Linked DNA regions of Mus musculus: region 1 is linked to region 2. The links are chromatin loops, found by intact Hi-C in ENCODE. Cell type or tissue: heart. All regions are shown on one strand.

The links. A loop is a pair of places that touch in the nucleus more often than their neighbours do. Peaks named below come from ENCODE experiments on the same cell type or tissue, not always from the same donor. Only the 100,000 strongest peaks of a DNase experiment are listed, where the experiment ranks them.
Region 1: a loop joins it to region 2, with 7 times the contacts of the local background. A loop is called at or near these places in 5 of 42 quality-filtered maps.

The regions. Positions count from the first base shown.
Region 1 is chr3:137,337,522-137,345,521 of GRCm38, reverse strand. Emcn (endomucin) reads right to left here and starts at 4,444. Exons shown (of 12, transcript NM_001163522.1): 1 at 4,210-4,444. The coding sequence starts at 4,282. In heart, no CTCF peak of the experiment used is centred here; DNase peaks (open chromatin) are centred at 1,871 and 4,381; H3K4me3 peaks cover 1,653 bases; H3K27ac peaks cover 1,074 bases.
Region 2 is chr3:137,147,424-137,155,423 of GRCm38, reverse strand. No RefSeq gene overlaps it. Among named protein-coding and RNA genes, the nearest start is that of Gm26107, 84 kb to the right of the region's middle. In heart, no CTCF peak of the experiment used is centred here; DNase peaks (open chromatin) are centred at 2,013 and 4,813.

The sequences.
Region 1 (8,000 bases), 190 kb before region 2:
AGTATCTCCAGCTCCTGGCACATCCCAGCCACATGCCTCCCCAGGATTGAAGCTTGCTGTCGTAGCACCAGTATTTTTCCTAAACAATCTCTTTGGATCTTTCCTGGTCTCTGCTCTGAAACCATTTGCCCAATTCTAGCATTCACACAACCCTGTCTTAGATTGTCTCTCATCAGCAGTAAAAAGAGGATACAATGAATTACATGTACTCTACATCTGTGCAGCCTTCCCTAGACCCATTTTTACAACTCAATGGTAGACTTTCAGACTTAGTGACTTGTAAATTGGCTTCTTGGTCTTTTATCTCTCCTGACCCCAATAGTTTAATCAATATTCTGCTGACATATTGATCCTCCTGGTTTATAACTAGGATGATAAAACCCCATCTCAAGCAACTGCTACAGGTCTTAATTGTCAACTATAAGAGTCAATATTTCTTTCCTATTTATTTGGAAGCGTGGGACTTGAACCCAGAGCTTTATACAAGTTTGGAATCTGCCTCATCTTGAGCTACCTCCAGGGATAGTCATCTCTTTTTCTCATGTTGCCATTTAACATCTCCTGATACTATTCTTTGCACTCTGCTTTCTAGTAGGCAGCCATGTTCAAAATATGGCTACCTTCTATTTCTAGACTAGAATACACTGATGTTTTTACAATGCCCCTATTTTGAAACATTCTATATTCACCTTGAACCTCCTGATTTCAAGTTGTAATGTTTGTCACATTCTTATTTTCCCAACATACCAGATTAAGCAACTAGTGAATTTTTTATACTGCTCTTTACTTATTCCTTAAGATTTATAACACAGCAGAATTCATGTTACCTGCTTCTGTCTCTTCTCACTCTATCTAACCTGGGGAATGGCTCCTATTAGTTTCCATAAAGTCACTGGATGTAGCACGGTGTCTTCTTATAGTGTGTTCAATCAATTTTTTGTTTTATAAAATTGAGTATTGTCACTACAAATGAATTCCTCGTAGCAATTAAATCTTTCTGATATTATTATTTAGTGTCCTGTTTCTACCTATCCTATTAAAAAGAAAATGTTAGAGGGAAACATGTGTCTGTGTGTGTGTGTGTGTGTGTGTGTGTGGTGTGTGTGTGTGTGTGTGTGTGTGTGTGTGGTGTGTGTGTGTGGTGTGTGTGTGGTGTGTGTGTGTGTGTGTGTGTGTGTGTGTGTGTGTGTATGTGTGGTGTGTGTGTGTGTGTGTGTGTGTGTGTGTGTCCTAGTTGTCCATTTTCTTGGAATCTTCATTTAGCATCTCTGAGTCTCAGACTCAGAAACCTCACCCCTCTAGACTTACAAACCATTGGAGTGACTGTTCAGTTTTAAGTACAACTTAGAAGACCTCAGGAAGAGTAGCAGTCCCCTTCAGGAACCTCTGCGACACAGTTCTATAGGGCAGCTCTCCAAGCTGAACACTGCAAAGTCTTAGAACAGCATCCTAACAACAAAAACTTCTTGCTGTCATGCAGATAGTCTCTGGATTTCAACAACAGTCTCGTTGCCTAGATCATGTTTAAACCCGAGATTGACAAAAACACCGGAAGGGGAAGTACTCAATTTCTCAGGAAAAAAAAATCATATTTAGAAGTCAATTTCAGATAAAAAAAAAAAAAAAAAGCATGTACTTACTTGACAGTCTGAATTTTAGAGCGAAAATCTCTCCCTCCCAAACCCCAGTAATTGACTCTGCAGATAAATTTGTTTATCATCCTAACCGTGAGGGGCCCATGAAGCTCTGAACTCAATGTCCTCCTCGAACAGGGAGTTAAGGAAAGAACTGACTAGGTGAACTTAGGAAATGCTTCATTTCCTGTGCCCAATCTGCGAAGGAAACATCCACTGGCAAAGCCAGGTGCATCAAAGTCTTCCATGTGGACAGGAAAGTCTCTCTGTCCCACCCAGGCCACTCTCAAGGGTCAATCGGTGGTGCTCAGGCCCAACTTCCTTTTCTACGATCAGCCTCTCTCTCTCTCTCTCTCTCTCTCTCTCTCTCTCTCTCTCTCTCTCTCTCTCTCTCCCTCTCTCTCTCTCTCTCTCTCTCTCTCTCTCTCTCTGTCTCTCTCTCTCCCTCCTTCCCTCCATCTCCCTCTTTCTCCCCCATTCATACCTTCTCCTGCCTCTTCCTCCCAGCCTCCTTCCTCCTCCTCCTCCTTCCTCCTCCCTCCCTCCCTCCCTCCCTCTCTCCCTCCCTCCCTCCCTTTTTCCCCCACACCAGATACAGGCTTCAAGTTATCAAGCAGGCTTGTTGGCAGATGTGAAGGAAATATTGTTTAAATATTTTCACTGCCCAAGTGAGAAATTTTCCAGCACGGGCTAACAACTCATTAGAAAGCTGCCACTCTTAAAGCAAGAGTGGACCCTTGACCAGTGAGCTAGAGGAGGCTGGTGTTTTCCCTAAATGATCCAGTAGAAAACACCTGTGGGCCCTGTGGTTGGGCGGTGGTGGCCCACGCTTTTAATCCCAGCACTTGGGAGGCAGAGGCAGGCGGATTTCTGAGTTGGAGGCCAGCCTGGTCTACAAAGTGAGTTCCAGGACAGCCAGGGCTATACAGAGAAACCCTGTCTTGAAAAAAACAACCCCCCCCCCCAAAAAAAAAGAAAAGAAAAGAAAACATCTGTGGGCCATTCTGTGTAGTCCTCCTTGGTAGCTTCTTTCTTACAGTCCCAGGAGGGAGACAAGTCCCCTGGCCCTCTTCCTCTTTGTTTGCAGGATGTGCAGTCCAGTCAGCATTTAAAAAGTGCTGGCAGCCTGCTGCACAGTCTAAGGTGTGTAGATCCCAATGGTGAAGAGCCTCAGCTTGGGCTCTCAGAGTTGATATTAACGAGGCACACGATTTTGAGCAGTAAGTCGTAGAGTTGACATTTTCAACTGTTCTAAGACATACTGAAGAGTAACTTAGAAGCAGGTCGTCAGTCTCATGGGCACTTTTGTAAAACCCCAAGTTCTCAGTCTCTCTTATAACTTTCTGGAGAAATGCAGGATAGGAGACTGTATGATGCTTCAGACTTATCCTCAGTTTATAACAGTATTTTTAAAAATTACTGGCAAAATGTAAACTCAAGTTGGACCAGTGATTTTTATTATTTTCTACGTTTGATTGTTTTTATAAATTAAAATCTTTTAGGCAGTAAATTTTGGAAAAAGAGACAGGCAAATAAAATTAGAACTGAGTTTTCTGGATTACTTCCCCCCCCCCCCACACACACACACACACACAAACACATACCCTCTCACAGTGCACGCCGCCCGTCCCCTAGAGTCAGAGCAAATCTTTCCCAAATGCTTCTTTGGGTAGCGTGCATTTTAGCTTTCATACTTATTAAATCTGTCTAATACTAGAATCACTCACGTCTTTCTCTCAATAGTACATTTACCACTGTGGGCAAGGAAATCACCTTATTCATTTTTATGTTCTTCTCCTTACCCAGCACAGGACCCTAATAAGCTATTACATTTAACTGTGGTTTATTTCGTATTACTTAAGAATAGTTAGAAATAAAAGTGAACATTGTCTCAACTGCCCATTAACTCAGGGTAACATGCATCTGTTTGTTTGTTTGTTTGTTTGTTTGTTTGTTTTACCTGCATAGGTGGTGGGTTTGGCTTGTTCTGAAAGTTACACAAAATATTATGTAATTATGTTTGTGTGTGCATATATTTCTGTAACAAAAGTAGATACATTTCAATGGCCACTTACCCAGTCCCCTAAGATGCTAGTGTTCGCCTAATGGTGAATCACCATTCACTTCTGCACGGAGTTTTACCTACCAGAGCTGAAAGAGAGCTGTACTGTTGGAGACTTTGGTAGCACTGTTTCCAGTGATGGACTTTCACTCTTACCCCATCCACTATTATTCTGGGCCGATGACGGAAAAGACCATAATTTTGTTTGTTTGTCGTTGTTTTAAACTAGCACATTTTAAGTCAAAATTCTATTTTTAGTCCCTAAAAAGTTAACACATTTCCTGAGACGTTCTCCGAATCCATTTAACACACTTTCAGGCCCTCACACCAGCAAACATTTCCCTTCAGTGGAAACGAACTCTCTACTTGTGGCACTGCCTCCTCCGCCTCTTTCAAACTTAACTCTGTGTACCCTGTTCAGCCAATCAAGCAGCAACTCATCAGAGAAGCCCCCGAGGATCAACTGAGCCTAGCAGCTCACCCACACCATCAGAAAAGATAAGAGGACCGTACCTTTGCCGTCCTCACTGTGGCAGAGACTGTTGGACAAAAGGAAGAAAAGAACAGTCGCTTGAAGCAGCCGCATGGTGCCTACCGATGGTCTCAGTGGCTTCACTGTCCAGGGTAAGGCAGGGAAGGATTCCTCTCAGCCTGGCCAGGCCGTATTAGCAAATGGGAAAGGTGTACTGACTGTGAGCAGACGCTGCCCATTCCTACTTATTTTGGGGATTCTGATAAAGAACTAGAGGAAATACACGCACTCCCTTTGGGAGGTCAGCAGAGAGGAGATTTATTGTTTCAGCCCCTTACAGGAACTTCTTTTTTTTTCCTCTCTCTTCCTTTGGCAGCCACTTGTGTTTTTGTTACTGCATTATTTTACTCTTCTTCAACAAAAAGGTCAGGATGGGATTTGAACAGGAAGAGACCCTTCTTGAGAAAGGGCCAGAGAGCTTTCTAACTTTTGTTTTGAAAGTGCATTTTAGAGAAGCTGTAAAGAGACCTCACCAAGTAGCCCCCCAGGTCGGCTGAAAAGGCTGTGACTTCCCAAGGTCTGGATTTGAGTACAAAATCCACAAGGAATTGCATTTCTTCTCTCTTCTCAACTCATAAGCCAAGTCAGTGAAGACCACCTTCTAGAGGCAAATACAAGTATGAACTGGATCACGTTCTGCTCTTGAGGAAGTAAGCTGGCCTCTTATTACTGCCCAGAGAGGTTTTCAAGACATTTCTTTCTTTCTTTTTAAATATTTTTATTAGATATTTTCTTCATTTACATTTCCACTGCTATTCCAAAAGTCCCCCATACCCCCCCACTCCTCTCCCCCTCCCCCTCCCACTTCTTGGCCCTGGCATTCCCCTGTACTGAGGCATATAAAGTTTGCACGACCAATGGGCCTCTCTTTCCACTGATGGCTGACTAGACCATCTTCTGATTCATATGCAGCTAGAGACACGAGCTCCGGGGGGCACTGGTTAGTTCATATTGTTGTTCCACCTATAGAGTTGCAGTTCCCTTTAGCTCCTTGGATACTTTCTCTAGCTCCTCCATTGGGGGCCCTGTGATCCATCCAATAGCTGACTGTGAGCATCCATTTCTGTGTTTGCTAGGCCCCCGGCATAGCCTCACAAGAGACAGCTATATTAGGGTCCTTTCAGCAAAATCTTGCTAGTGTGTGCAATGGTGTCAATGTTTGGAGGCTGATTATAGGATGGATCCCCGGGTATGGTAGTCTCTAGATGGTCCATCCTTTCGTCTCAGCTCCAAACTTTGTCTCAGTAACTTCTTCCACCACCGGTGTTTTGATCTCAATTCTAAGAAGGGGCAAAGTGTCCACACTTTGGTTTTCGTTCTTCTTGATTTTCATGTGTTTTGCAAATTGTATCTTGTACCTTGGGTATTCTAAGTGTCTGGGCTAATATCCACTTATCAGTGAGTACATATCATGTGAGTTCTTTTGTGATTGTGTTACCTCACTCAGGATGATGCCCTCCATGTCCATCCATTTGCCTAGGAATTTCATAAATTCATTCTTTTTAATAGCTGAGTAGTACTCCATTGTGTAAATGTTAGCCGGCCAGTGATGGCTCATGCTTTAATCCCAGCACTTGGGAGGCAGAGGCAGGTGGATTTCTGAGTTCGAGGCCAGCCTGGTCTACAGAGTAAGACATTTCTAACAGAAGTAAACACAGATTTAAGACAAGCTCCTGCTCACTTCTGGTTCTGAGGCCACCCTTCCCTTTTGTTGCTGCAGACTGAATTCATGTCAGAAAAGTGTACCACCACCAAGTTATATCCCCACCCGATATTCCTGGTTTTTATTAGATTTTTATGAGGCATAAGAAAAAAAATCACTATATTATAGGTATAAGGAATCTGCCTGGGATGGCCTAGGTGGCATCAGCTGTCATAGGGCATTGGTGATGTTCCGAACTGTGTGTTCTGTAGGACCAAACACCAACCAGTAGCCTCTTTGCTCTTAGTGATGACTGCTTTATACAGGATGGTTGCACAGCCCGACCCCTGAACACAGTGCTTGTGTGAAGAATGGAGTCAGAAGATTCCTGAATTCCGCAGTCACAGATTTCACATCCCAACCAATTAATCTTTCATATACGTTTAGGTACAGGCTTACTAGAGGAGGATGCTAATGGATTCTTACACACTAAACCATAAAATTAGACCTTCACCCATTTCTAAGGAGACCATCTGTTTCCTTGAGACATCACTCAGGGAAGGACTCCTCCATAGAAGTGTGGTGAGAACAGATCGTTGGCTCAGACCACTTAAAAACATTGCTGGTTTTATCCTGACCACTATCTAGTCTCCCAAGAGCTCAGTTTTTAATTTTAATCTTGTATATATAAGTAAGATTGATTTTTCACAAATCAGAATGCCATTGGGTGTCCCTTTCAGTAGGCACAGCCCAGAGGGTACAAGGATGGCAGATCATGTGGTTAGATGACCCAGGCATTTTCCGGGAACAGAGTGGGATGTGGCCCTGTGAGAACAGGGTGAAACATGGTGTCTCACTTCCCACTTGCTGTTGTTCTTCGTGGGGGAGGGGTGCAGGGGGAATTTGAGTATTAATGTTTGAGACTCTCAGCATGATTGCCATGGTTTTCATTAAGGGCACCAGACATGCACTCCAGGAGGACTTACTCCTGATAAATGGTCAAGTTACTTTTACATGTTTTGTGACTTGATTTTCATTGTGTGTGTGTGTGTGCGTGCACGAGCACACATGCACCTGGGCTACATGTATGTGTATGAACCAATGGGTATGGGTGTGGTCACTCATGTAGATGTGAGGAGAAAGTGGAAAAATCAGAGGTTGATGTCTCTTCTTCTTCGACGAACTTCTGGATTTGTCTGTCTTCAATCCCAAGCACCAGGTGTACACACACATGGCCACAGCTGTCTCAAAACATGGGTCCTCATGCTTTTGCAAACAACACTTTATCCACTGAGCTATCACACCACCCTGTACGCAAGCTGTTTAGAAGACAGAGGACCACATGCTGGAAAAGAAAGGAACAGACAAATAAACACAAAAATCCTGAGGCCACAAAAATAACAAAACAAGACACCCAAAAATCAACCAACCAACCCAAACAACAACAACACCCACAAGCAAATCAATTTAGTAAAGTCAGCCAGCTTTACTTTAGTAAGTGAGACTGAAGCTTAATCAAAACTGCAAGGATCCAGAAGAGAGAGGCCAATGAGGCAAAGCCTTCCTGGGTTGGGGGTGCCTTGACACTCTGCATTAAAGCTCTTAGAAAACATAAAGTGTGGCTTGAATCTTATATTCATTTATTTTTCTTTTCAAAAGTTTTTCTGAAGCCATTAAGACAACTTGGTGGGTGGAGGTGTTTGTGGCCAAGGGCAATGACCTGTGTTCTGTCTCCGGGACAGACATGGTGAAAGAGATAATGGACTCCTACAAATTTTCCAATGACTTCTACACATGTGCACATGTACATAAACAAATGATAATATGAGAGATTTTAAATGTGTTTCTGGAACTAACACATCTGATTTCTGTCTTTAAACCACAAGAGAATGTCCCCTGCCCTTCAATTTTTGTTTGAGTAAATACTTTTAAAATTTAATACTTAGGACATACATTTACACAGGCATTACCAAATATTTGGTGTTCTTAACAGCTTGAAGGTTTAAATCATTTTGTAGTATGTGTTTTAAGAATAGTTTGATAAAAGAAAACAGGTGACATGAACAAAATTCTTCCATCCTGAGAGAAGAAAGTGTGTTTGTATTTGTTTTGCTCACAAATCACTCTAGA
Region 2 (8,000 bases):
GAATATATGGTGGGATATTTAAAATTCAAAACAGTTGAATTAATCTCAGTTTATAAAACAGGGTGTTTATTTTATGCACCATCATATTTGAAAGCATGGATGACTGCAAAGGAAACTGTCAGCCTAAAGTAAACCAAGATAGAGTTGACCTAATAATCTGTCACACATTCTACACTGAGGTCTTTTGATCACAGAAGCAGCGCAGTATATGAGCTTATACAGCACCCATCCCGATAAACCAAGCCTTTCTGTACAGATACCAACGGGGAATAATACAGCTTTTATAAATGTTCAAAATCTGATGAGATGTACTGTGCTTTACCTGGACCAGTGGTCATCACATGTATGTGGTAGGTATAAATTTGAGTTTCACTTACATCTGGAATCATATGTTCCTGGCTCCTTTATAAAAGTGTGATTTACTGATGAATTCATTACTCACTACTGTGATATTGTTACATTTTCATCTGAAAGATAGTAAATATCCCATTGTTACTATAGTAACTGTAAAGCACCACATAGTAGTCTTGTGTCCAAAGTGCTTAAGCTACGATGATAACAGTCATCTGTGAGCATTTGACACCAAAAGGCTCTTAACTTCCCAGCATCCTTGCAGCAGATAGTTCATGTACCAGAGTCTCTATTTCTTCTGTGTAGTCTAAAGTGCAAAGGTCCTTTGATTCTTTCTGTAAATATATATGTCCTTGTTTCCAGCCCTGGGAACTTCGAATCTACAGAAAAGCCTTGCGTTCTCATTTGCAAGTACGCTGTTTCCAAGGAAACAATAGAATTTGAATGGTGAACCAAGCAATAGTCTAGCCCCACTGTGGATATGTGTGCCCCCTATTTACAAAGGAGTGTCACCGGCAGTATTTCAAAATGTGAGTTCATTTGGAGCCACAGTGGTTACAAGTAAGTTTTTGTGATGTGCTTCTGTGGGGGCAGCAAGCAAGTGACAGTCCAGTGCGACCTGGGTCCTGCTGAGGAGTCAGAGGCCTGAAAGGAGACTGGCAGAGGCTGAAGTGAACTACATGCACATGAGGACTGTGAACGGAGCCTGGGAATTCTGAAGAAACTAGAAGCTGGCCGCCCAGAGGAGAGTTCCATATAGGCTCCATGGGAAGCAAGGGCCTGGTATTCTTTGTTGTTGGTCGTGGTGGTTTGTTTGCTTTTGTTTTGTTTCTCATAGAAATGTGAACATAAATACATTTCTGTAGTTTTAAACTACCTACTCTACAGAGCTTTTTAATAGCAACACTCGTACACCTATCCAACCCTTTCAACAGTACAAAAAAAAATAAACAAACACAGAATAGAAAAGAAAATCACTTTCTGAGAAAAGTCTCCAGGAAAAAAATAATTGCCAGAAATGATAAAATTTGCCATACATTTCACCATGACAATTTGAAATGATCACAGTTGTAAATGAACCTGTGGTGACACAACTGGATGGGAGACAGTGATAGCAAGGCGTCTGGCAGTAAAGATGAAACTGCTGGAATCCAGTGAAACAGCAGAAGGAAATAAAATATTTAAGAAGCAAGTCTTAAGGAGAGGACCAAAAGGACGCTGGTAACAGTAAAATGCACATTGAGGAGCTGGCGCTGCAGCTGGTGGGTGGGGCCTTGTTTATGCCCCAATAGCATGACAATCAAAGCACACTAAAAGAGTGAAAGGAATTGGTCTTTTCAAATGTTGGACTTGTCATTCTAGTGCTCAGGGGAGAGAGGCAGGAGGATCATGGCCATCCTCAGCTAAACTGGGAGTACGAGACCACCCTCTTTTCAAAAATCAAAAAATAAAAATGTGAATTCTCTGGTAATTATATAATACATACAAGGGGAAGAAAGCCTGGCCCGAGGAAGAGGGCACCACTTCCTCTTAAAGACGAATTATCTTTGAGACCAGTAAGCAATGTCAAGGTCATTTCAGATGAAAGCAAACGAAGTTGATGTTGGACTCCCACACCCATTTCCTCCAAGAAGACAATGAGGAAACACTTGTGACATAGAACGCCATGGCCTGCATGTGTGAGCAATGCTTTCCGTGTCTGGTCAGACTGCTCAGCACAGTACACAGTAGGGACAGAGCTGCAGGAATCAGAACTAAAATTCACACCAGCCTTAAGAGTCAAAGCAAGAGGTGGAGAAACCGAGAAAAGAAAATGTGGTGCAAAATGGTAACCAAAGGCTGGCTGGTAGGACTTTACTAAAAACTGGTTATAAAATTGAAAGGACATACATGATCGACAATTATGTAAGTAATCCGAGAAGTGAGAACACAGGGTTGGGAACAGGAGGAAGAAGTTGTTAGCAGTGTAAGCTCATCTGGGCTTTATTGGAATAGCTAAAACATGAACTATATCATTGTGAGCCTGCAAGTCACTTTTTAAGCACACTTAAAAATATAGGGTATCATGGCTTAATGTAACTTAAATAACTGTTTTCGAATGCCTCTTATTCTCTGCATGCTCTCCCACACATGTGTACCTGTTCATATGCACACACTCTTGCTCAACACATACATTGTCTTTCAGAAACAAACCACTGAGAAGAACACTGTGCACATCAGCCAGAGGTGACAATCTTCCAAGCAATTTTGTCCTTTGACTATATAAATGATGGTCTCAGAAGGTGATGCCATCTTCCAATGATCATAGCACCAAATAAAAGCTAAATATATTGAAATGTTCCAGGTGAAGAATAAGGCTGTGTTTCTCACATGTGATTCTGAAATATTAAAGGAGGCTTAAAATCCATATTCAGAAAAGTAAGCATTATAATGCAGAGGTAATTCCAAGACATCATTGTACAGAAAATGCAAGGGTAAACTTTAAAAGATATCTTAAATCAATATATACAGTAATTGTACCTTGGGAAGAAGTTCTTCTTGGGGAGAAGAACTAAATTCCTGTCCATAAAATTTTATTTTATATTGAGAAAAGAAAATTAAACAAGAAAGAAAATAGCAACAAAAGAGCCAAATTGTAGAATGGTGCTCAATCCAGGGCATATATAGGATAGAGGATGCTAAGTCAGGCTTGGCAGCATGTGACCTTTCACAGAAATGAGTTTCTAATTAATTTCAATTTTTTTTTCTGTTTGGTTGGTTGACATCTGTTTTCTTGTTGCTACAGGGTCTCACATAGTCCAGACTGACCTCTGTCTCAGTATCCATGTGATGCTGAGAATCAAATCTCGGGCTTCATGCATATAGGCAAACCCTTGCACAACATTGCCAAGGCTCCTTTAAAATACTTTTTTGATGTTTTACTCAAAGGTAATGATGGAAGAAACTGCATAAATCATGTCCTACAACATCAGGTCGTATTTAACAGATACAATATTTTATGCCCTGAAGAAGAAGAGGAAAAAGACTTCATTAGGAAGAAATAGAATGAACACTGAGGTCCCACAGCAGCTTGTGGCCATCAAGAACATCTTGATTTTTGTGTTTACATGGGTGCATTTGGGGGGAAAAAGACTAGAACAATGTAATCACACTTTGGAGATGAGAAGCTAGAGCTGCCTCTGAGGATGTGCAAGAGTGAGAGGAATTTGTGGTGATTTTTCCTCCCTATTTCCTCTCCAGTTTGGTTTTTCCCTGCAGACTCCTCTACCTCCAGTAATTTAATTGTATTAACACTTACTTTAAATGGTTCATCTTTTTCTCCCATTAACATGCCATGAAGCCTGCTCAAGTCCTGGAGACATTCCCAGTTGTCTCTGCCCTTCTGGAATTCTGACCCAGCTCCTTTAAGATGAGGTATCTGATTAGACCCACATTGCTCCCAGAATTGTTAGTCATTGCTCATTGAAGCCAATCCTGTGACCACTTTATGATTCATGCGGCCACTTGGGTTAAAACCTCCTTTCAGATCTTGGAACTTCCAGCCAAAGTGATATTTCATTTGTAGTAGTAGTAGTAGTAGTAGTAGTAGTAGTAGTGAATTTTACATTATCTACCCCAATCCCATTCATCTCCTACTCTCTCCATATCTGCTCTCCATTCTACAACCTAAGGGATGTTTCTAACGTAGGAAAACTATTCAACCTCTTTATGGTCGGATAATCATAGGCTCCAAAGAAGCAATGTTGATTGGGAAGATATTAACAAATGCTCATGATATCCTAGGATCAGTACATTGACAATCATTTTCACACAAGTTTCCGAATTCTGCCTCAAATTTTGTTTTCTGATATGGTAATGTTAAATTTATACCTGTCTCGACTTGGGGCACTTTGGTGAACAGTGAGAAATTTTTAGGGATAGCTACATTTTTCTTGACTGAATTCTTATTCCTCCCCCCCCCCCCCCGTGGAAATGTAATTGAAAATTAAAAAAAAAAAAAGAAAAAGAAAAAGAAATCCATAACTGTAACTATGCAAGCCATCTGCTTCTGAAGGCCTCTGGCTATTCTTTGCCATACTTACTGGTAGGAGAGAGGTCCACCTATATCTGAGTTCTCAGTTCAGCCTTAGAAACCCAGTAACACAATGGCCGTTTCTTTTTTTCAACGTTTGGATACTTTTTGTCTTGTAATAAGCTCCTTCTAGAGGTAAACACATGAAAGAGCACAGTGGCGTTTTAATCAATCTCCAACAGGAAGGAGATGCTAGTTTTTGGCATGGAAACGTTCCACTTTTAGTAAGGGAAGATCGAGAGAAGGCACACTGTCAGCTCCACCAGGTTCAATTAATTGTTGAAGCCAAACAAAAATAGCCTCGCAGCTTCCATTGTTCTGCAGCTGTCGGCTTCATAACGCTCACAGTCTCCTTGCTCGTGACTCATCTCCATGGTTGCCCAGTTTCCGCTCTTGATTTCCTCCCAGGAGTTGGGATGTGTCATAGCCAGAGCGGGCAACACGATAAGCTTTCTTCCCAGGCCTTTGGAGCACAGCCGTCCCTCAGCCCTTGTCTCTTTTTTTTTACATCACTGGCTCTCTTGACCCATCGACACTCAGAGGTCCTTTAAAAAGGATCCTAAGTGGTTTCCTGTCTGAAGAGAGGCGGAAAGATGTGAGCTCAGATGAAATGTGTATGTACACAGTCTTGAGCCAAATAGTATTCCCTACTTGAAGAATACCATTTGCTTTCTTGCACTTTATTGAGAAGAATTCTGGATTGCCAAAAATATTATCTGCATTCTGAGTTTGTCAGTTATTAAAGGGTTATGATGCTGTGTGTATAAAAATCTCAATTAACTGAAAGTCAAAATTATGACTTAGCTCTTCCAAATATAGACAGTAATACAGTTGTAAAAACCCTATACATTATGACCCAAACATTTCTTATGCAGACAAGTCTTGAAGGATAGAACATTATCTGGTGTTATTCAGTAGGTAAGTGTTCATGACATTATTAGAACTTACCAGCCACTTTTAAGATATGTCTAGCAATCTGGGTTATTGTGTTTCACAGGAAGAAAAAATACTACTGTCCATGCTTCTGAATGGTGACTGAAGGCAGCAACATAACAATTCAAAATCTCCTATGGATATTTAGTCATAAAAGTGAGTCGACAATGAATCTGCTGTGGTAGTTCATGGCTGTAATCCTAGCACTTAAAACAGAGAGAGACAAGAGAATCACAAGTTCTAAGTTCTAGGCCAGCCAGGACTGTATAGAGGATGTGTGTGTGTGTGTGTGTGTGTGTGTGTGTGTGCGCGCGCGCGTGTGTAGGCAAAAGGTCAGGTGTCTTTCTCTACCCTGTCTGTTTGTTTATTTACTTATTTACATACCTCTGAGACAGGGTTTATCACTGAATATGGAGTTCCATGATTGGCTGCACTGGGTGGTCAGTTAAGCCCATGATTGTCCTTTCTCTGCCTCCCCAGCTCTGGGGTGATAGGTGTTCATGGCCATGCACAGCTTTCAACAGCTACTGTGACTACAAACTTAGGTAATCCCCTTGTGTTGTGAATATGTTACCTACTGAGCCATCACCCAGCCCCCAGCGGGCCCTCTTCTATGTGATTCTCTCCCTCCCTCTTCTTTTCTTCAGCGCTCACCACTTTCCTGTGAAGCCAAGCAGTACTTAGCTTGGGGCTACTTTGATCCCTTAAGATACATTTGGCACATCTCAAGATGTTTGTAACTGTGATAGCCTGGGGAAAGTAGTGATATACTGCATTGAGACAAGGCTGATGTTAAATATCTCCAGGGTTGGGGTTGGGGGAGGCAGTCTGGTTCTCTATAGTAAAAAATGACCCAAGTGCAAAATGTCAAACATGACCAGGCTGGAGAATTTGACACGCCACCCCACCCTGTCCTAATTTTCCACACTTCAGTTCAAACGTCACAGCCCCTGAAACTTTTCTTTCTAATAATAATAATAATGATAATAATAATAATAATAACAATATTAAACTATTTCTTTAGGGTACAGATTGTCTTTTCAGCTCATTATTAAATTTCTTGTTCTTCCTTCAGGCTTCCTGGTGAGTGTGCATGGTGTCTTGACCAGTCTTGTCTGTCCAGTACCCAGACTAGTTCTTACTGGTAAGTTTTTTAAAGTATGTGAATGATTGGATAAAAGGAAATGTTCTTATTGAAACTATGTCTTTGTGTTCCCTCCTACCCCCCAATCACTTGGCAGTGTTAGATACACGCAGCAGACCGCCTGTGAGAAAACATAGGCACTGAACAAAGGCTCTTCATCCTGCCTGTACACTGTCTGGGTTCAGCAGACCCCAGCACTGATGGTATGTATCTGAGATGATGATCTCTGAATGCTGTTAATGGATCAGGTAATGTTAACTGAAAGCCCATCTTTAACTGTTCATGATCTCCTGAGTTAGAATCAATGTCTAGTTATGAGTGTACTCTGAAGTCTATCTGCCTTCAGTAGATATTCTGTGTTCCAGTCTGGAATCTAGCACTCACCACTTTTACCATCTTAAGTTTATGTCCTAAAGACACTGTGACTATTTGCAGTCTTACAAATGGGGACTTTCAGACTAGAAAACTTAGAACTGACTCTTATTAGAACTTTGAGTTGGAATTTTTTTCAACATAATATTTTTATTGATTCTTTGGGAATTTCACCCTGATCACACTCATTTCCCAGTCTCTCCATATCCCCCCACCCAAAAAATAAAAAATTAAAACTAAAATAGTAATAGTAATAATAATAATAAACAAGTTCAAATTGTGTTATCTATATACTCACTGGCCCATGGTCAAATTCAGTATAAGACAGTGATTGGCACTTAATGAAAACAATGCTCACAACAGCCAGAGGTAAGGAGGCAGGGCTAGTGTCTTGCCTCTTGTTTGTGAGGGAAGCGACCCAAGTGATCATATCTGGCCTTAGAATATGACTTTGCTTCATTGTGTTCCCAAGGAGAACTAGGAGGAACAACTTTACAAGATAAGAGTATCCAGGTTTCCCAACCATGTACGTATCTTTGTCTTAGAAAAGCATCTCTGCGTCTCTTTGCTGTCCAGACAAATTTTAACCCCTTCGCAAGTACAGATGTTGCTAGTTACCTATGGGAGCCACTGCAGCTGCAGCCTAATTTCCCTGCTTCAAACAGTGGCAATGAAATCATTCTGTCCATAGCAACTAATGTCCTTTAAATTAGCATTAAAAATTCATTCTTTCAGTTTACCCTTCCTGAATCAAGTTCATTAACTATCAGCTGAGAACGTTTTAAATTATAACCTGAGCACATTATTTTCTAATTTATAATGGATCATCTAGGCAAATTGAAATCTCAAAAAGGAGTGAATTAATTAATGTTAATGAAAGCATACAGCAGGAGACAGATGTCAGGTTAATCTTTAGAGCGTGCTTGTAAGGCCATTGTCGGGACAAGGCTTCCCCTTGCAGCACGTAGTTCTGGCCAAAGGCTTTGCCATTCTACACTCAGAAGGAAGGGAGTGAGAAGCCAGAGATGAAGCTGGAAGCTGAACTATAGACAATACATCACATGTCACGTCTCACCTTTCATATGCCCTGGCATCTGTGTATCTCTACTATGAAGCAAAGTGGTCAAC